3 separate regions of the Mus musculus genome follow, and regions 1 and 2 are each linked to region 3. A link is a loop called in an ENCODE intact Hi-C map of the cell type or tissue named here. Cell type or tissue: left cerebral cortex. All regions are shown on one strand. Links, peaks and the distances in the headings refer to the core of each region. The heading gives the core; the rest is flanking DNA.

The links. Hi-C counts contacts between places; a loop is a spot of excess contacts. Peaks named below come from ENCODE experiments on the same cell type or tissue, not always from the same donor. Only the 100,000 strongest peaks of a DNase experiment are listed, where the experiment ranks them.
Region 1: a loop joins it to region 3, with 5 times the contacts of the local background. A loop is called at or near these places in 13 of 42 quality-filtered maps.
Region 2: a loop joins it to region 3, with 5 times the contacts of the local background. A loop is called at or near these places in 16 of 42 quality-filtered maps.

The regions. Positions count from the first base shown.
Region 1 is chr7:101,411,678-101,418,743 of GRCm38, reverse strand. Arap1 (ArfGAP with RhoGAP domain, ankyrin repeat and PH domain 1) reads right to left here. Exons shown (of 34, transcript NM_001040111.1): 34 at 6,158-7,066. Among named protein-coding and RNA genes, the nearest start is that of Pde2a, 36 kb to the left of the region's middle. In left cerebral cortex, for the core only: a CTCF peak has its summit at 5,765; a DNase peak (open chromatin) is centred at 5,734.
Region 2 is chr7:101,426,758-101,429,257 of GRCm38, reverse strand. It overlaps a transcript of Pde2a not described here. Among named protein-coding and RNA genes, the nearest start is that of Pde2a, 23 kb to the left of the region's middle. In left cerebral cortex, for the core only: a CTCF peak has its summit at 1,337 (motif pointing left); DNase peaks (open chromatin) are centred at 1,329, 1,846 and 2,455; H3K4me3 peaks cover 1,074 bases; H3K27ac peaks cover 1,094 bases.
Region 3 is chr7:101,535,331-101,546,114 of GRCm38, reverse strand. Gm35363 (a long non-coding RNA gene) reads left to right here and starts at 7,663. Exons shown (of 5, transcript XR_869841.3): 1 at 7,663-8,077. In left cerebral cortex, for the core only: a CTCF peak has its summit at 4,790 (motif pointing right); DNase peaks (open chromatin) are centred at 3,879, 4,180, 4,784 and 5,260; H3K4me3 peaks cover 409 bases; H3K27ac peaks cover 1,808 bases.

The DNA.
Region 1 (7,066 bases), core at 4,416-6,915, 130 kb after region 3:
CCATGCTGCACCTAGTGGTAGCTTCCTGACATATGCGGTCACACTGTGCTCCCTCAAAACCCTCCTTCACCCCTAACTCCTTCAACCCTGGATCAGGGTCCTCAATCTGGCCCCGAATGATCTCTCTTTATCCTCTTCTGCTACAGGTGTGTGTGTGGGGGGGGGGTGGAATCTCTATCAATTTCCAGTCCCCTCTGTTTCTTCTTTTGTACAATGTTTATCCTCCAGGATACTGACAAGTTTCCTTTCTTTCTTTCTTTCTTTCTTTCTTTCTTTCTTTCTTTCTTTCTTTCTTTTTTCTTTCTTCCTTTCTTTCTCCTCCTCTTCCTCCTCCTTCTCCTTCTTCTCCTCCTCCTCTTCTTCTCTCCTCCTCCTCCTCCTCTTCTTCTTCCTCTTCTTCTTCTTCTCCTCCTCCTCCTCCTCCTTCTCCTCCTCTCCTCCTCCTCCTCCTCCTCCCCTCCTCCTCCTCCTCCTCCTCCTCCTCCTCCTCCTCCTCTCCTCCTCCTCCTCCTCTCCTCCTCCTCCTTCTCCTCCTCCTCCTCCTCCTCCTCCTCTCCTCCTCCTCCTCCTCCTCCTCCCCCTCCTCCTTCTCCTCCTTTTTAAATGACTATCCCAAATCCTGGCCTGCCCTTCCTGTGCCATCTCAGCACACACCCAACCCAGCACCCTTGGGATTCTGGGCCTGGAGCTAATATGCTTTTGGCTTTTCCTCCACACCTTGCGTTTGCCCTACCCCCTCCTCCTGGTCTGGGTTCTTCTCATTTCATCTGCTGAACCCTCCTTTCATGGAGGATAGGCCTTGACTCCCAGCCCAGCCCAAGGGTGCAAGGGAAGAATGCTGATGGAGAAGTCCAGAGAGAGACCAAAGATGGAAAGGAATAGTGCTAATCAGAGCCAAGTTTGGTCCAGGATCATGTTGCAGTGAGTCTAGTAAGGAGTTGGGGCAGGCTGCTGTCCCCTACTCCCTGGGGCAGGCTGATGCTGCAATAAACTGTGCCATCCACTGGGGATGGGGAGTAACTGCCAGGCCATGGACTTCACAAGGGACTGGGACACTCTGCCTGGGGGCAGGGATATAGAGTGGGGGTCTAGCCTGGGTCTTGTTAACAAGCACCCATGGGACAGAGGAAAGATGAATTGGTAGCTCAGAGAGTCATCTCACAGTGCCCGTCCCCCTGTGGCCAGGAAGCTTCCTCCTGTAGGTCTGATGCCCAGAATGATGCCACTGTGAAAGGATGGCATGTACCCTTGGTGCCAGGGACAGGTCTCTGAGCAGGGACCTCATCACACCACCAGGGGCAAAGCCTTTGCTTTGACAAGGACATGGAAAGCCACCACGGTCTCTAGAACAGCTTTAGGGTGGGGCAACTTCTTCATCATTTCAGGAAGATGGCTCTGTCAGTCCAGATGAGGAGACGTGGCTCAGCTTCCTCTGAGGGGCAGGGCTGGTGACCTTAGGAGTGGGTAGTAATCTCCAGTTACCAGTGGGGGGATGAAGCACTGGGACAGATATCAAGTCAGAGGAAAGCCGAAGGCTACTACTGTGTCCTTCAACCCAGAATCCAGTGGCCCTGCTTCCTACCCAGTGCAAGGGGTACAGCTAAGCAGATGTGGCTCAGAGGAAGACTGAGGCAGATGAGGGAGGCCAACCTGGAGTACAGCTGGATCCTTGGGTGCCTCTACTAGACGCTGATATCAGGGAGTATAAGAGGTCAGGGCCAGAAGGTCCGACTCCTCATTACACTGGTGGGCAAACAGGCCAGGGGCATATCCAGGACCAAAGGATATAAAGAGTAGATAGAGCTGGACCACAGATCAGAGACTCCTGGTCATTGTGTCCCAAGTTATTTTCTCCTCTTCATACTCTCTGCCTCTCCTCTGGTAAGGACGGAGGCTCAGCAAAGGAGGCTGTGGATAGAGCTTTAGCACTTGGACCCCCTCCCCACAACAAGAATGCAGCATTTTACTAGGGTGGGTCAGAGCAGAGGCGATCCCTGAGTTCCTCTTCTAAGAAAGGTTTTGCTGTCCTCATCTCCCTCCAACCTGGCACACCAGGACCCCCCTTTCCCGGAGTCCCCCAGCCTCCCACTCAGTCCTGCTTTACCTCTTCTGTGCAACTCCCCACACCTGAGGAGGGAGGGAGGGGGCGTGACTCAGTGGGATAAAGGCAGCTGTTATATTTGAGTGATTACATAAGCCAGGAGGAAGGCAGCTGCAACGTGACTGCACAGAGGCCAGGAGACAAGTCAAGTCTGGGTTGCAAGGCGGGGGTCTCCTCCTGGACTCTGCACACTCTAATCTAGGGCAGAGACAAGTCTTTACAGGACCAGAAAGCAACCATTGTGCACAGGTTGCAAAGTCCTCCCTATGTCTAGGCACTTAAGGAAGGGTCTACCCCACCCCACCCCACCCCACCCCCCAAAACTAGCTCTCAGGTTTCTAGACAACCTAAGGCCAGATTCTGATGAAGCTGTAGAACCTGCCAGGGACTCCTCTTCAGCAAGGAAGACACAAATGAGAAAAGGGTACCTGCCAGGACGGGTTGTCCCAAGCCTATCTGTCCTTGGTAGGCCACTCTCTGGCCACCCTGGGTCTCCCAAGGGTGAAGTGAGAGAACACACGAAGCCTTGGCACAGCAGGTATTCCATATCCTCACTGGCAAGGCAAAGGGCTAGTTGGGGGTTTCACAGGGAGTCCAAACTCACATTGAGCTGACTTCTCTGCCCTGAGTAAACTGACATGGGTGGCCAACTATGAAGTCTGTGGGGCCCTAGGCAAGCCCCTGAGCTCTGTTGGTGTTTGCAGTATCTTTCCTGCAGTGTCCAGGGAGCATCAGAGCCTTCGTTCGAGTCCTGCAGCCCACAGTGCAGTGAGTCAAGGAGGGGTAGGACTAGAACAGGTTGCAGGCAGATGCGGTGACCAGCACTGGGCACCAGCACAAGGCCCACAGCCATCAGGCCCATGGGGTTCCTCCTACGCACCCCCCCAAACCCCGGAGGAGGAAGGCTGTGCCCACCCAGACTGTGTTGCCATGACGCTCACTGGTCTCCATGGTTCCAGGCACACAGCCCTCCCCTCATCAAGAGGAGGGCTGAAGGTGACAGGAGCTGAGGAGATGTGGGTTCCTGGCACCCCCTCCTAGTCTATCTCTCTGCCTGGATCCTTGGGGTTCCTCGACTTGAACCTCCGGGAGACAAAGCAGAGAAGAATGACAGTTTCCACTTCAGAGTCAAAAGAGTGACAAAGAGGGGACTTATGCATAGAAGACAGTCAAGATTGCAGGGGAGTGGCAGAGGGGGGAGGGAGGGCGGAATGGCAAGAGGGAGGGCACACTCAAGTCACCAGGCAGAGTGCCTCCCAGCTGATAAGGAGTGGGAGGTACAGTCCTCAGGCCCAGCTCTTTGGTCTGTGGGTGGGGGTGGGCGGACAGAACAGAGGAGGAGGAGGTGGGGGAGGGGCAGCAGCAGGAGGGAGAACAATTTTCCTAGAGAGCTCTTTGTGTGTGGATGTCCCTCCTCCACGTGCTCTGTGTGTGTGTGTGTGTGTGTGTGTGTGTGATGCACTTGAGTTATGGCAGTGCAAGCTGAGGTGTGCAGGCACGTGTGTGCAGAGCATGAGTGTGTGCCTGTGGCCTGTGTCACTGTGTCTCCAGGGTGATAAATACAGCAGTAGGAGCTGTAACCAGGGCAGAGGAAGTGTGGAAATTTCCACAGGCTGAAAGTAGCATAGAGGAGGGCACATGCCAGGGCCAGTGAGCTCTTCAAGGAGCCATCCCCCTGGTTGGTTAGCTGGGTACAAATCCTCCCCATGTTTTCATAGAACATGGACACTGGGAACAAGAATCCAAAGGCATTCCCTGACAGGAGAGGCAGGGAGATTCTGACCAGCTCTGTGTGGGTGTGGGTGCGCACGTGCATGCATGTGTGTCAGTGAGACAGAAACAGTCACACAGTCTGAGAGTAGGATCTGGGTCATTCAGGTCACTAAGTACTTAAGTAGTAGAAAAGATGCTGTTTTCTGGTAGGGACAAGATCCTAAAGGGCCCATTAGACAGGGATGTAGTCGTGTCTCCTAGGTAGCCAGTAGAGCTAAGACCTGACAGCTAGGGTGTGGAGGGGAGGCCTTAGGGTGTCTGGTGCTGAGGGTGTGAGGCCCTGGGGTTGCATGGGTGTTAAGATCCAGCTACAACAGGTCCTTACTTCAGGCCATCTACATTTGTCTGTCTCTCTTCAGCATCCCCTACCCTCCAGGCTTCAGGACATGAGCCCTTCATGAATCCCTCTGAGCAGCATCCTCTCTCCTCAAGGGTTTCCTCCTCCCCCACACCACTTACTCATCTGCCCCACGTGTGCGGCAAAAGCTCTGCACACAGCAGGTATTCAACAAGTGCTTGGTGAGTGAGGGCTGAACACAGGAAGTAGTCACTAAGTGCTGGCTGAACCTCTCAAGCTCTTCTCCTGTATGTCACAAAGATGTCACTGCGGATATATCTAGGAAGACTAGCAAGGGGCACGGCTGGCACTTCACACTTACCTGCGCCTGCTCATTCAGTGTTCCCAGGAGGCTATCGGGATGCAGCTTAGCTCCAAAGGACAGAGAGCACACAGACGATCAGAGATCTAAGTAACTGTCAAAGCCACGTGGACTATAAAGGATATCTGCCTACCCATCTATGCTTTCCAAAACAGAACTGTGGGCAGGCAGCAATAAGAGCCAGGGGGTAGGAAAGAGGTTCCATGCCCCCTCCAGCCCCAGGGTTAGTACGGAGGTAGCAGGGTCCAGCTTTACCCCCACCTGTCTCACTACAGCCTGTGTACCCAGAGCTCCCTGGAGCCAAGGGTTCCTGGGTCCTCACTGCTGGATATCATGCAGAGTGGGAGGGTTGAAATGAAGGAGCCAGAAGAGAGAAAGGCAGATACCCCAGCCCTCTTCTGCCCCATATCCTACCCTGCCCACTTTTCCCCAACACTCCACCAGCAATGCTCGGTGCCCAGGCTGTGCCCTACTACAGCCTTTTCTCTCAGAGTTCCCTCCCTATTCTCCTCCCCAACATCCAATCCCACCCCCAACCACACTCCTCCAGGAAGTCCTTCCTCCTTCAGGCTCCCACCCCTAACTCTGGGCTCCTCCCATCCCAAGCAACCTAAAGTACCAAGTGCATCCCTCCCTTCTGGCACTGGCTCCAGTATTAGGAATCCTTGAGACAACAGAACCTTCTGCTCTGCCCCCCCCCCCCAACACTGTAGTCACAGGTATTTTTCACGAAGGTTGAGTCTCAATCCTGCAGGGATGTGACCTCACGCCAAGGGAAAGCACTCTACAGTGTCACATAGTGCTGGCTACGGGGAGCGCTCACAAAAGGGGAGAACAGGCTAAGAGCAGGAGGAAAGCTGAGGAGACTCTAATGTCAGGCAGGGAAAGCTGAGAGCAGAGGCTCAGGCTTAGGTTTGCATTCTGTAGGCATTGGGCGAAGGGCTCCTCTCATGTCCTAGAGCCCAGGAGATCAAAGCAAAGCACCTCTACTGTGCTGTCTTACAACACATCACTAGTTGCTGGCCAGAGGCAGGGCTGAGTGGTCCAGCTGGCAGAAGAACAAAGCCAGATCCAGGAATATCACTGGGAGGGGAAGGAGAGGAGGGAGGGAGGAAGTGTTGCAGGTGTAGGGAGGGTTAGGAGGTGTTACACAGACCCTGCTCAAAATTTGCAACTATGAGTGGTCCATGACTGCCCCCTAGTGGCCAAATGCAGCTCCCCTCTGGCTAATCCCTAAACCAGAGTAATGACAGTGCCAGACCAGCAGAGGGCACCTCTAGTTGTACCCTCTTCCTTGGTCTCTGGGGTTGGTGGACAGTAGATCAAGTTCAGGGAGGAAGCAGCTCTTGGGCACATAAGCCCTCTAGCCATGTCCTGCCTGGAGGACATGATAATTTGGCTTGGAGCAGCTCCCTGAAGATAGGACAAAGGGATGGGGACCGTAGCTTGTGCAACAGGTTAGTAGAGCTCAAGGATCGTGTGCTGTCTCCTGGCAAACACCCAGGACACATGTCCAGGTGTACATCCAGGTCCCCACTGGGGCCACCTACTTGGTAAGCCAGGACTGAGGTGCCAGGCCTATGGCTAGGACCTGTGGCATCAAGAACTGACAGGAAGGCACAGCCGGGGTTCAGAGCTTTATAGGTGATGGGGGGGTCACAGATGGCACAGGTACCCCAGTCTTATCCAGCTCTGCTCTGCCCCTTTCGAGGCTAAGGACAGGACACCAGCAAGTCTGCTCACTAAGCCTTTGAGATAGGGTGGCAATGAGACTCCAGAGAAGGCAGAAGCTTAGCACTTTCCCAGAAGTCTCCAGTCTGTCTTTGAGTAGCTGGTGACCTCTGTAGGTCAGCACTTCCCTCTGAAGGCGATGCCCTGTGATGTGAGAGGCAGACTCCACTCTGGAAGCACACGCATAGTGCCCAGGGTAAAGCCCCCTTCACAGTCCTCCAAAGCTTGTGGTATGCACTGTGGCCTCGTGTCTCCAGCACGAGGCTCTGAGTAGCTGTGCCGGGGTCACTAACACAGATCTAGGCCCCAGCTCAGATGGTTGCAGGGACCGGGACTCAGACTAGCTGGGGTCTGCCTTGTCCTGAATCAGAAATTCCATAGCCTGGCTGTACAGTGGCACAGTAGGTACAGGGCCAGGCCAGGCCTCTGCCAGGACAGTGGAGGGTAAATAGCTCAGTAAACATGCAGAGGGTAGACTCAGGCTCCTGGCTTCAAAGCCCCAGCATTCACCTCTGGGCTTCACAGCCAACTGTACCCTTAGCCTAGGACACCAGTGCCCACAAACCATCACAGGCCTCAGCACCATAGGGTAAAATATACAGATATATTTATATTATCAAAAAGTATCCAAAGTGGGGAAGGGATAGCAGACAGCCACAGCCTGGGCCTCCCTGCCAGCACACACCAGAAGAGGGCTGATGTCCCCAAGTCCAGAAATCACCCTGCAGAAGCTTCCCACGAGCTCCCTTGTAGACCCCCGGGAGTACGTTCAGAGTGTCACCCTTTCCATTTGGGAGCCTGT
Region 2 (2,500 bases), core at 1-2,500, 110 kb after region 3:
GTCCCTGGGTTCTGTGGAATGACAGACTTCACAAGCCCCCGGAAGGCCTCTTGCGGCCTGCAGAAGCGCTGGTTGAAACTTCAAAGGCAAAGGCCAAGAGGAGTGGAGACACCCAGGTGGAAGGAGGCACAAGCACAGACTTGGATCTCCTCAGGGTGCCCCAACTGCCTAAGGGGCTGAGGGAGAGGCCTTCCAGACCAGGCACACACCCTTCTTGCCACTCTAAGCCCTCTCTCTCTCCCTCTCCCTCTCTCTCTGATCTCACTGGGTGACTTCACTGTTCTTCTCTGCGCTTTGATAGTTGCTTCTGTATAAGGGGACTGGGCTGGGAGCCTTAAAGCTCTCTGGGCGCCATGAAGGTATTGTCCTCCTGGAAGGAATGCAATCTCTCCTCTCCAGCCACATCTAGCCTCTCAATCAATGGCCAAAGATTCCAGCCACCCAACCTGAACATGAAGGCAATAAGACCCTTCCTTAAGGTCTTCATGGCCTGCAGAGGATTCCAGAGTCCCCTGAGGGCCCTCAGAGTTCGTGTGCTTGAGCAGCATGTCCACTGCGGAAGCTTGACCTCTTGTAGCTCTCTCTACCCTCACGCAGGCAGGACTCAAGAGGGACGATGATGAGGGGCCAGACCTCAGTGAGGCCTTACTGCGTCAGCAGTACAGGCCTGAAGCCCTTCACACACATGCACTTGCAAACAGATACCCACAGTGTCATTAGAACACATGTGCATAACACTGTATACGTGCACACACATGCATACAAGCCATGCTTGCATACGCAACCGTCTACCAAGATTCAGATATCAGAATGAACACACAAGCACACATATACAAATATATACACGCCTTCCCACAAACAGAAGTCTACACATTCTCCCCCTCTCTGACCAGTATACACATACCTAAGACTGGAAAATCACACTAAGGTACAAACACACACACCACCACCACCACCACCACCAACAACAACAACAACAACAACAACAACAACTAATATTATTCTGCATTTCAGCATCAGACAAATTTCAAACAATAAAAAAAAAAAAAAACTAAACATAAGGTGTTCTTAAGTCTATTTCCCAATTAGTCAGCCCCTGAACTGAGGTGGGAAACTCCTATCTATGAGCTCATGTCTGTCCCTGCTTTGAGGTCCCAAGTGTTCTCTGTCCTCACTCCCCACTATGTGTGCCTTTGCAATGGAGCTCAAAGGAGGTGGGGAGCAATGTGTTACCCTCTCTCCCCCATCTAAGCTCCTTGCTCACTCTTCCCTCCTGGTCCACCTAACATCCAAGATTGGGGCTGGAATGGAGTGTGTAGCGACCCCTGCTGGGCTTATGTGACATTACAGCACAGCTCTGTTGTATAGTAGCAATTCCAAGCCTGGGCAGCAAAAGGGAAGAAGAGGAAGAGAACCCAAGTGTTGGGTGCTCCAAGAATGGAGTTGAGCTTTAGACAGCCTTTGGTCTGTCCATGTCAATCAGTGCTCCCGAGGCTTCAATGCCATAACCCCATGGTGACATCACTTCAAGCCCTCGGGATGGGAGTTCTGGCAGATCACAGCCGCACATCCAAACTCTCAGGTTGACATCGGGTCTTTAGGCCTAGCTCCCCACTCCTCTCGGCCTTACATCCCACAGAATGCAGCTCTTGCTTTCATCGTCCCAGGCAGCCCTTGTTCCTCAACTGAGAAGCCTCATCCCCAACTTGAACCGTCTATATCTTTCCTGTTTTTCAAGGCTAGTGCTTCACCATCTGGACCAATAATTCATGAGAATATCAGGAGCTTTGGGTGCCTGAGGGCCCTGTGCTCCAAGCCTGCCCCGCCCCCACTCATCCCAGTGGGCAAGTCAGTCCCTTCTTGAATCCTCTGCTCCTTCATCCAGAAAACAGCAGCCTCTTGGGTTTGTGGAGGGGATTAAAGAAGATCATAGCTGTGGAAATCGGGCTCAGGCAGCTGTAAACTTCCCTGTGCGTGTGCAAGAGTTCTCATTATGACTTAATCCTTTGATCCCTGCTCCTAACGCCACACTGAAGCACACAGCAAGCAGACAGGGAGCAGAGAAAGGGTCAAGGCTGCTTCATCTATGAGCTCCCCAGATCCCAACCCCTACCCTACTAGGGCCTGCCAACTACCAGCCTCAGCGGCAGGGTGTAGATTTGGCTGGAAAGAGGTTAGACCAAGTGTACTTAGTGCAAACTCACACCAAACTACAATTCCCAGAATGACTCAAGCTGCTGTGGGTGTGGCCACGAGTTTAACCCCTTCCTCGGTGAGCTCTTTCTTCCAATGTACCTTCTGGGGGTTGGCCTCAGACCAGGCAGGTGCAGCCTAGAAAGGTGGTCTTATGTCCATCAGACACCTCCTTCTGCCCACAGAGCATCTGTGCCTCTCACCACACCCACCGCCTCCTGTCTTTCCCACACACTGACGCTCTCTGGGCTCCTAGCCGTGGTCTAAAAGTGTAGGTGAGTGTGGGTGTTCTACAGTGACAGCAGCT
Region 3 (10,784 bases), core at 3,546-6,045:
TTGAAAATATATTTCTTGTCGGGCAGTGGTGGCTCACACCTTTAATCCCAGTGCTTGGGAGGCAGAGGCAGGCAGATTTCTGAGTTCAAGGCCAGCTTGGTCTACAGAGTGAGTTCCAGGACAGCCAAGGCTACACAGAGAAACCCTGTCTCGAAAATCCAATATGTGTATATATATTTTTTTTCTTTACAGTATTAAGTTCTGATAACACTTCACATGTGCTAACTTACCTGGAAGTCTTTTTTTTTTTTTTTATCCATGGGAGCAGCACAGAGTTTATACATACAGGGTAGATTAGTCACTTTTCTGTTTCTGTAATAAAGTATCATAAAATACCAGAAGCAACCTGAGGGAGAAAGAGTATTTTGGTTTATAGCTCAAGAGGCAGGGAAGACATGCTAGGAGGTAGCTGGAGCAGGAAGCTAGGAGAGGATGCCCCATGCATCCCCCTTCCCTGGGTGGGTGGGGACAACATTTGGGATGTAAATAAATAAAATAATTAATTAAAAATAAAAATATCAAAAATTAAAATTCTTTTTAAATGTCAAAAGAAGGAGGAGGAGGAAAAGGAGGAGGAAGAAGATGATGAGGAGGAAGTAAAGAAGGAAGAAGAGGAGGAGGAGGAGGAAAAGGAGGAGGAAGAAGATGAGGAGGAGGAAGTAAAGAAGGAAGAAGAGGAGGAGGAGGAGGAAAAAGAAAAGGAGGAGGAGGAAGAGGAGGAGGAGGAAAAGGAGAAAGGAGAGAAGGAGGAAGAGGAGGAGGAAGAGGAGGAAGAGGAAGAGGAGGAGGAGGAGGAGGAGGAGAAGAAGAAGAAGAAGAAGAAGAAGAAGAAGAAGAAGAAGAAGAAGAAGAAGAAGAAGAAGCAGCAGCTAAGAGAGACACTAAAAGCAGGGCCAAGCTGTAAACTCCTGAAGCCCATCCCCAGCAAGCTTCCGAGTCCTAAAAGTTTCATAACTTCTCTGAGCAACACCACAAACTGGAGACTGAAGGCTTGATTACAGGTGCCTATGGGAGACATTTCTCATTCAAAATCACCAGACAAGCTGGGCGGTGGTGGCACACGCCTTTAATCCCAGCACTTGGGAGGCAGAGGCAGGTGGATTTCTGAGTTCGAGGCCAGCCTGGTCTACAGAATGAGTTCCAGGACAGCCAGGGCTATACAGAGAAACCCTGTCTCGAAAAAACAAACAAACAAACAAAAACCAAAAAAACAAAATCACCAGACAAGTAAGAAAGAAAATCCTTGGTACCAACTAATTCTTTTGGAATTACTAAAAGATGGCTTAGGGGAAAAATCCAGCCTGCTCCTGAAGGTTCTAGATACAGGGCCTGCTGCTGGAGTGAATGGGGCACTAAAGGATGTCAGTTGATTATCAGTGAGACCAGTAAACACTGCAACTTACTCAGTAATTAAGCAGGGGAAGCTGATTTTCAGGTAGCTCTGGAAGAAGGTAACATGAGTGTAATGAGAGATCAGAACGCTTCGTGGCTATCGTGGTTCATTTAGAATGCCCAAAGAAGCCATCATGATCTGGGAGGATTAGAAACAAGAACTGGGCATGGGGACACAGCTCCATCAGGTTCTTGCCACACAACCACAAGGGTCTGAGTTTGGTTACTGAAAAGCCAGGGATGGATGGGGTTGGAGAGATGGCTCAGCAGTTAAGAGCCCTTGTTCTTGTAGAGGACCTCGGTTAGGTTTCCAGGGCCCACACGGTGGTTCATAAATCCATAAATACAGTTCCAGTGGATCCTCTGCCCTCTTCTGATCTCTACAGATACCAGGCACACATGCACATACTTGGTGCACATACACACAGGCAGGCAAAGCACTACACAAATGAAACGAATCTTAAAGAAAAACCAGGCCTGGGGATGATGGCATGTATTTATAGTCCCTTTGCCAGGCTGGCACAGACATGGTGATCTCTGAGGTTTGCTGGCCAGCCAGCCCTGCCTAACTGGAGAGCCCTAGCCATGGAGACTCTACCTCAAACACCAAAGTAAACCAATCCTGCAGAGCAACATTCATAGTTGGCCTGTGGCGTACATAACCAAACCACCTCCACTTATATCCCAAGAGAGAGAGAGAGAGAAGAATTTGTAAAAATAAAACAAGATAACACACCTATTTTTCTGTTCTGAGTGTTGAGAAGCCCAACATCAAAGAGCCACTGGGTTTGGTTTCTGATAAGGGCCTCTTTGCCGGCCCATCGTTACCCATCATTCTTTTGTGTCCTCTTAAGGCAGAGGGTCCCTCTGTACATAGCCCATCCATGGAAGCTCTGTCTTCATGACCCAATCAGTGCCTTCTGCCCTTAGGCTTTCTCACACGGAGGCCCAGGACACCCGGGAAAAGCCACTTTGCATTCATATTTGTGCGATCCACAAGTGTGGGATGGTTCAAGTTCCCTAGAACAGCCCTTAACCAAAGGAGGAAGGAAGTCAAGAGAATAAACCTGTCACTTCTGCTCCCCAGGAAGCCAGGGCTGATATCACCTGGGAAACGCACAGCTCTGGCCCCGGGCAGTGTCTGCACCAAGATGCCTGGCTCTCTCCTTGCTTGCTCTCTCCTGATCCGACCCTGCTGCTTAGAGTCGGTTTTTTCTCATGACTTGCCTCAGGCTGTGCACACACTCCCGTGTGGTAATACCAATATAATCAATGACAACTGCTGGTCTGAAAGTTTTAATGGATATAGTCAAGCATGTTACAAAGAAGAGTTCATGGACTTGTATTATGGTCTTAATTTGAAAGTGTCAGAGACCCAAAGTGTGTATATAGAGAAAATTAAATACATGGGTCAGAAACATGTCTGGGCTTATGTAAGGTTTTATTTGTTTGCTTTTAGCTCTCCATTCCAGGGGCCCTGACTGGCCTGGAACTCACTATGTAGATCAGGCTAGCCTTACAAAGATGGACCTGCTCTGCGTCTCCAGGGCAAGGGTTAAAGGCATGCCCCACCATACCTGAGGGTCATGTAGTTTTTGCATAGTTACTTTTCTTTTGATTTTAACTTCTTTAAAATACTTCAGGTAAGGGCAGTGGTGGCCACTTGGGAGGCAAAGGCAGGTGAATCTCTGACTTCAAGGCCAAACTGGTCTACAGAGCAAGTTCCAGTACCACCGGATACACAGAGGAATCCGGTCGCAGAAAACAAACAACAAAAAGGTCTCCAGGTAATTAGGAGTAACTTTTTGTCTCATTGTTTCTGTGGAAGCAGTGGTGGCACACGCCTTTAATCCCAGATCTCTGTGAGTTCAAGGCCAGCCTGGTATACAGAATGAATTCCAGGACAGCTTGGGGGGGGGGGGGCGCCACAGTGCAGTCCTGTCTTGAAAATCCAAAAATTGTCATCGTCATCATTATCATAATCATCTCATCATCATCATCATTATCGCACCATTTATGATTGAGAAACATTTCTAAATTTTAGAAAATTACTGTTAAATCAATCATTTTGATTATGAAGGTTTGGGGCATGATGCATGCAGGTATGATAATAAGAGATCCTAAGAGAAAGATAGTGACAAAAGTATTTACTTCAAGTGGAATATTTTGGATATGTATTATACAAACCTAGAAGAACCAGTTTATAAAATATTGATTCTTCAGAATAATTCAGCCAGCAGAATACTCATGTTTGCATTCACTGTCTCTTGAATGTCAGTAAATGAAAAAAAAAACATGGAATTTGTATATTGTGCTTCATTTGGCTCCTTCAAACATTAAAATTTGAAACCTAAGGTCCTTCAGGAACTAAAATATCACATTTACATTTTTGTTTCTACTGTGTGGGAGGAAGACCCGCAGTCCTCTTTTAACTAAAATTCATGGTGCATTCCCATCAAAGCTTTTGCTTTAATGAAGACTACTAAATGCACATGCACTGTCATTTAATTTCTTTGTTGTTCTTAATTTTTTCCCAACTTCATGTCTGTTGCTTTGAGAGATCTACCGGCTAAATCCCAACTGATGAAAGTGCATTGTTCCGAGATACCTAGGGGACCTGGAGACAATTAACCAGAACTCCATCTGATAAAGGGCATGCTTGGGCAAGATTTGATGGCTCTTATTCTTTTTCTTTTCTTCCTTGGTCTTCAAAACACAGCAAATCTGAACCAGTAGCTGAATTGGAATGAATCTGCTCCACGGCAGCCCACTCTTACTGTGCGAGCTTCTGTTACACGCGTTTAAAATATCCCTCAACTGAGACGGGTTACAGGAGATGCATATTCATACTTGGAACACGCTCCTCCTCCACATTAGGAGCTTTTCGGGGTACCCAAAAAGTTAGGATTCTGCTAAGGTTCTTGATCAAACAAAACCAATATCTGAAGGACAGTAGTGCCCAAGGACGAATAAGAGTTGCGGAGCCCATAGTATTAATAGCTCCAGTAAGCCCATACCACAGAAAGGCTAAAGGTCTTTGCCCCGTGACACGGGGAAAGCTGAGATAATTAAAATTCCAGATGCCCACTCAGCAGAAGCAGACCTTTCTGTTAGAGTTAAAATCTAAACTGAATCGATTCCGGTTTTACTTTAGAAAAAGGTGAAGAGAAAGCTATTGAGGAACAGCCTGGCTGAAGTAGGTGTGTTTGGGAGAAGATGGCACAGTTTTTACTGTTTTTACGTGTGGGTTAGAGTCGTTTTACATTTGGGTTACAAAATGTTCTTTTGAATCCGCCGAGTCAAGCGTCAGGAGACGCCTAGGAGCTTAGAGACCTACTTGCTGCTCTGGGATGTAGGGCAGTGGAGCCTGTGCTTAGCATTTCCAGTCTACAGCGAGCACTTGTAGCCACGAGAGGGCGCGGTGCATATTTAACAAAGCCTTTCTGAGCACTGACATCTTTCAAGCCAGGTCTAAAACTTCATGCAGACTAGAATCTTGCTTCCCAGAGCTTGCCTCCCAGGAAGGTGAGTTATCAAGCCAAAGAAGAGGAAAATATGCTTGAGGGAAGGGAACTAATAAGTTGAAGAACGATGTCAGTGCTCTCTGTAAATCACAATTTGTCATTTACCCAGAGATTCTCCAGGTAGTTACACAGGGTCCCGATAATTTAAACCAGGAACAAGAGAGGAAATGAGACAACTTGGAGGTTCCCAACAGAATTCTGACTGAAGACTGTAAAACCTCTGCGCATTCAATAATTTATAAACTGGGCCATATGTCATGTGCCCGGGCAGCAAAAGGAAGTCCTATCTTCCACAGACTTGGAGGAAGCACCTGCCTGAGGCCATTTGACGTCAGGGCTCTAGGGCTTTTTATATTTATTTTAGATAAGAGTTGTCTCTCTGTAACTATGGCTTCTAGACATGTGGATCCTACTATAATAGCAGGCTGAAAATATCCAGAGTGTGCGTGAGCATACACACACACATACATACATACATACACACACACACACACACACACACACACACACACACACACACAATCCAGGAAAAAAAAAATGTGTCTCACTGGACCATGGTGGCACATGCCTTTAATCACAGCACTTGGGAGGCAGATGCAGGTGGATCTGAGTTCAAGGCCAGCCTGGTCTACACCAAGAAACTCTTTCTCAGAAAAAAAAAAAGGGGGGGGGGGGTCTCAGGCATGTACAGAATTTGTTTGGGGGGGGGTTGCTATTCCCTAACAAATACAGGCTAGCAATGGTTTTCATAGCATTTGCAGTGTATGAGTCATTGTAATCTAGAGATGATTAAAGCACAGTGTTTATCTGCAAATACTATTAAATTTTATAGAAGGGACATAAGCATCTTTGAATTCTGATGTCCAAGGTGAATTCTAGAACAACTGTAATAGAGCTCTCTCTCTCTCTCTCTCTCTCTCTCTCTCTTTGTGTGTGTGTGTGTGTGTGTGTGTGTGTGTGTGTGTGTGTGTGTGTGTTGGATGCATATGTTTAGCACTCATGTGAAGACAATTTCAGATAAGAAAATTTCAGTCCTCACTTCTGCCTTATTTGAAACAGGCTCTGGCTGGTCCCTGACACGTGTGCCAGCCTGGTTTCCTTTGCACTGCTGGAGACTCCTGTCTCCATCTCCTGTCTCCATCTCCTGTCTCCGTGTGGAGACTCCGGCTCTTCTATCCAGCTTCTGTGAACTTGGCTCCTCCCACTTGCGTCAAAGCGGTCTATCCAAGGCAAGCGCTTTATCTGCCTTATTTCTGAGATGTAGTCGGCATGCAGCCCGAGCTGGCCTGGCCTAGAACTATATGGAGATCAGATTGGCACTTACAGAGATTTGCCTACCTCTGACGGTTGAATGCTGGGATCAAAGAATCCTTTAAACCTTGATTAGAAGTCTTAGTACTGAAAGGTTTCCTAAAATTTCTACACTACCAATTTTTGACCTGACTGAATTTACATATTATCGGGGCTGATCTTCATGCATATTTATTTTAGAACCAGGCGGGGACCCTGAAGCTATTCAACCAAAGATATTCTTTTCTTTTTCTATCCAAAAAACAAGAAGAAAGGGCTTAGGTTTGAAAGCAAGAACAGTCCTTAAGTTAGCATTTACAAATTTGTTTTTCAGGATTATTTACACACACAATATTTTGTTTTGTTCTTATAAAAATGTGAAATTTACCTTTTACCCAAAGGTTTTAACTCAATGGGGCAACTTCTTCTTTTTCATTTGCAAGCTGGTTCGTTTTTCTAAATAGAAAACTGTTAAAAGGTACATCCTTTTGAAGACTAATTTCTTTAATCTTTTTAAATGTATTAACATAAATTACAGAGCACAATTTGCACCTCGCGTCTCTTTGTAAACGCTGAGGTTTGCTATTTGATTTCCTTTTATTGTTCCCTCAGCCTGAAGGGCTTTTCACTCTTTGAGTATCAGAGGTTCGGCTTCATTTCTGAATCCTCCCCCATCCCCTACCACTTGCACTCCTACCCCCACCCCACCCCATGGACACATCAAGTCTCTTTATCCTTGATTTACGGGAGCTCTTACTGGCCTCTTAAAACCACTCTAAGTGGGAAATCCAGAGCCTGGGAGTCATAGCAGCCTACAAGCCTACAGAGGAGGTCTAATTAATTACAAGCTATCTTTGATATCAAATACATCTCTTCCCTGCCTATGGCATATCCAAGCCAGTCTTCCAGAAACAAATAAGCTATTGGCTTTCTAGAATCACCTTGGATTCCGTACTTCAAGCCCTACGGTTCAGGTCCATTCAAACTCATTGGGCTACCACATAGGGTGAAAACTTCTCCGTTAAGCAAAAGCAATTATTACAATATCTGTGTATATAAAATTTAAGCAATAGGATTTATTCCCTAGAGAAGGAAAAGGGAAAAAAAATCTTGCATATATTCGAGATGGGGGTGAGTCACTGGCTTCCCCGAACTGTCATACACTTATTTGTCCCCTAGGGGGCGTAAGTTTCCTGTTTCTGGTGAAGAACAGGATAGTTGTGCTTCCTTGGAGCCTCTGGGGGAAATTGATTTAGCTGGATCTTAATTGGAATAGAAAAAAAAAAAAATAGAAAAAAAAAACACTCTAACTTCTAATCAGATAACATTATAACCCAGAAATTAGATGCAGTCGTTCCAGAAGACAGATACACAAAGTTCATTCAATCTGCTGATGACTTGTGGCCTCAAACGTAAGACTCCACCTCTGAGCTCCAGACAGACAAGACAGACAAGACAGACAAGACAGACAAGACAGACAGACAGACAGACACACACACACACACAGAGCAGCTGGCCACGCCTCCAGCATCGCCCAGGAAACACTGTATTTTCACTGCTGACGCTGTGTAGATGATCAACAGCTGCTCCTGGAAGCTCCTGTACAGGGTTGTACGGAGTATGTTAGAAATATTTCAGAAAGAGGCGGGCATTCCGTGGTGACTCAGATGAACTGCCTGTCACAGTCTGGGTTCCCTTAAAAACACAGCCTGAGTCAAGAAGTCGCCTCCGTGAAGATTTTCTTAGTAGGCAATGTCAGGGTGCAGGAATGAGAAATTGTCACGCTGACCAGCTGTCCCTGTTTGTAGAACACTGAGAAGTTTTCTAAGAAGTGAAACCCAAGAAGTACATATGAGAGGAGCAGTCAACTGGTGAGTTGCTGGACCTAGAAGAGGGAAAGCCAGATCAAGGCTGGGTTTCTGACTTGTTTTAATCCCATAATACAGAGCATAGAGTTGCTCACCTGTAGAGGGGAGAATGGTCCATTGGCTCCCAGGTGTATGTGATGTTTCTGTTTGGAACGTTTAACTCCTACAGCATCTAGGGTTTGTGCTCCTCCTGGGGGCCTGTGACCCTCCATAGGCACTCCCCACGGAGACACCAGAGAAACTGGGTGGAAAGAGGGAAACAGCTCAGCAGGAGGAGGAGGAGCCGCGCTGTGGGCTCCGCCCACACCACTCTGCTGCTGCAACTGTTGGAGAAGCAAACTCCAAGATGTGGCCCACGCACGCATGCATGCATGAAGACTGATTCTACCAGCTTTCGCTTGGTTTATCTGTGGACTCAGCAGGAGATTATAACCTCTGCTTTAGCTTCCAACTAGTTTATTGATTTAACAGAGCTAGAAAGGTCTTTGTTTTAAAATAAGAAACCTAGCAACAAAATTGTTTTCCTTTACTTTGTGTGTCTAGTGTATGGAAGCCGAGTTAATAAGCTCATCTACCTAAAAAGAGAAGAGTCTCAAGCCATTGTATCTTTCCCCAAAATTGAGGTGAGGATTTAGATATCAGCACCAATGGAAAACATTGAGAAGGAGGAACAGTCCAAAATGCTGACATTTTTTTAGCAATTACAAAGTCTGGGGCCAAGTGTGGTGGCATATTTCCTTTCACCCCAGTACTAGGAAGGCAGAGGCAGGCACATCTCTTTGGGTTAAGAGTCAGTCTTGTTTAAAAAGCAAGTTCAGGACCAGCCAGGGATGCATAGATGATAGTATCTGAGAAAAGTCAGGGAGCTTGCTAGTTCTACCCCATAAAGAAGGAAAGATGGAACTGACTAGACAAAATTGTCTTCTGACCTCCACATTGGAGCTGTGGTATGCATAGATATACATGGACATCACACACACAACAACAATAGCAACAACATTAGGAATAGTAATAATAACAACTTTTTAGATTTTTTTTTAGTGATTATTATTATTCTGTGAGTCTTTTGTTCTCAAGTCTGTATGTCTTCCGTACATTTGTCTGGTGCTCTCAGAGGTCAGAGGACATCAGATTCCCTAGAAATGGAGTTAGGATGGTTATCAGCTATCATATGGTTGCTAGAATCCAGGCCCAGGGCATCTGTAAGAGCAGCAAGTACCCTAAGTGTGGAGCCATCTTTCTAGCCCCAATTATAATACTTCTAAAGTCTATCACATGTCATAGCATGTGGCTATGACCTGCCATCGTGCCTTGCAAAGCTCCCTTCTGGGCTGCATATCACGAAGATGATTTAGACACATGGTTTGTTTCCACGGTTCTGTTAAACCTCTTATGGTGGAAAATTTTAGAAATATACAAAAATAGAAGGGAGTCATGCAACCTCCTTTTAATCTTTCTGTTGTGCAAAATCTTAGAAGTAAACAAAACTGGAGCGGATGCTGAAATGTACCAACCACAATGTCCTGCTTGGGTCGTTCTTTTACCATCTCCCTCACTGAAGAAGATATGCTGTAGCAACCAACAGAAAACCTATTTTATATGCCTTTAAACCAAGGCACTATTAGCCCCAAGATTGCATAATATATAGATCTGCAGTCCAGGGCTCGGCAGAATGGAATACTGTCTTCAGAAACACAGTAAACTCTGTTGTTTTGTTCTGTCTTTAGAATGTGAGTGCAAAATGGCTGCCAAGCCTCTAGCAATTTGGATCTTTGGTCCAGGAAGGAGGAACTTAGAGACAGACTGACAACATTGAAGGACAGGTGTCCTGCCTTGGGTTTCCTCTGAAACCCTTTCCCTGGGGTTTCATCCAGCATCCACTCTCATCTCCTTGGCTAGAACCTGGACACTGGGTCTCTATTTTCTGCAAGAGGATTGATTATTGGAGGCTGGGTACACCGTCACCCTGAATAAAATCTGGGTCCTGTCAGAAAGAAAGAGACTCTGCCCTTTCACCCCATCTTCCTTTGTGCTTCCCATGCTTCCCCCCACCACAACCCCTCGGGCCATCACTTCATTTAACCAATATTCACTGAACACCCACTCCCTGCTGGTCCCAAGGCCACGTCCTGGGTCTCTAGAGAGAAATAAGTTGTTTTTGTGTTAGAAGAAGCCCTAATCTAACTTATAGCTGGAAGCCAATCCATAACATCTAAACTCGATCAAGTCAGAGTCACACAAACACATTATTTAAAGATGTAGACGCAACCCCTTGAAGATATAAAACTGGAATTGTTCAAAGGGCTTGGTTGCCCTTGGAGACTAGACTGGGGGCAGGGAGGTGCAGAACAGGATTCTGGGTAGCATTACTCATTGCATGTACCTTTGCAATTGGTATCAACGTAGTTAATAGTTTTAATTTTGCGTGTGTGTGTGTGTGTGTGTGTGGTGTTTCAGGGTGGAGTTATCAAGTGCCTGCATAATTTTGATGAAATGTATTTTTTAATTCCAAAGAAGAGTATTTCGGTAAACATCTTACACAGAGTTTTCACCATTTTTGGTTATGTTTTCATGATATATTCTAAGACCTCGTGCGTAAAAGACTGCTGCTACAGATTGAGCAGTTTAAGAGGACTGGCACGTGTAAACCACCAGGCACATCGCAGGCACTCAGCACACATTAGTGAAAAACAAATTAATCACCCGGCGT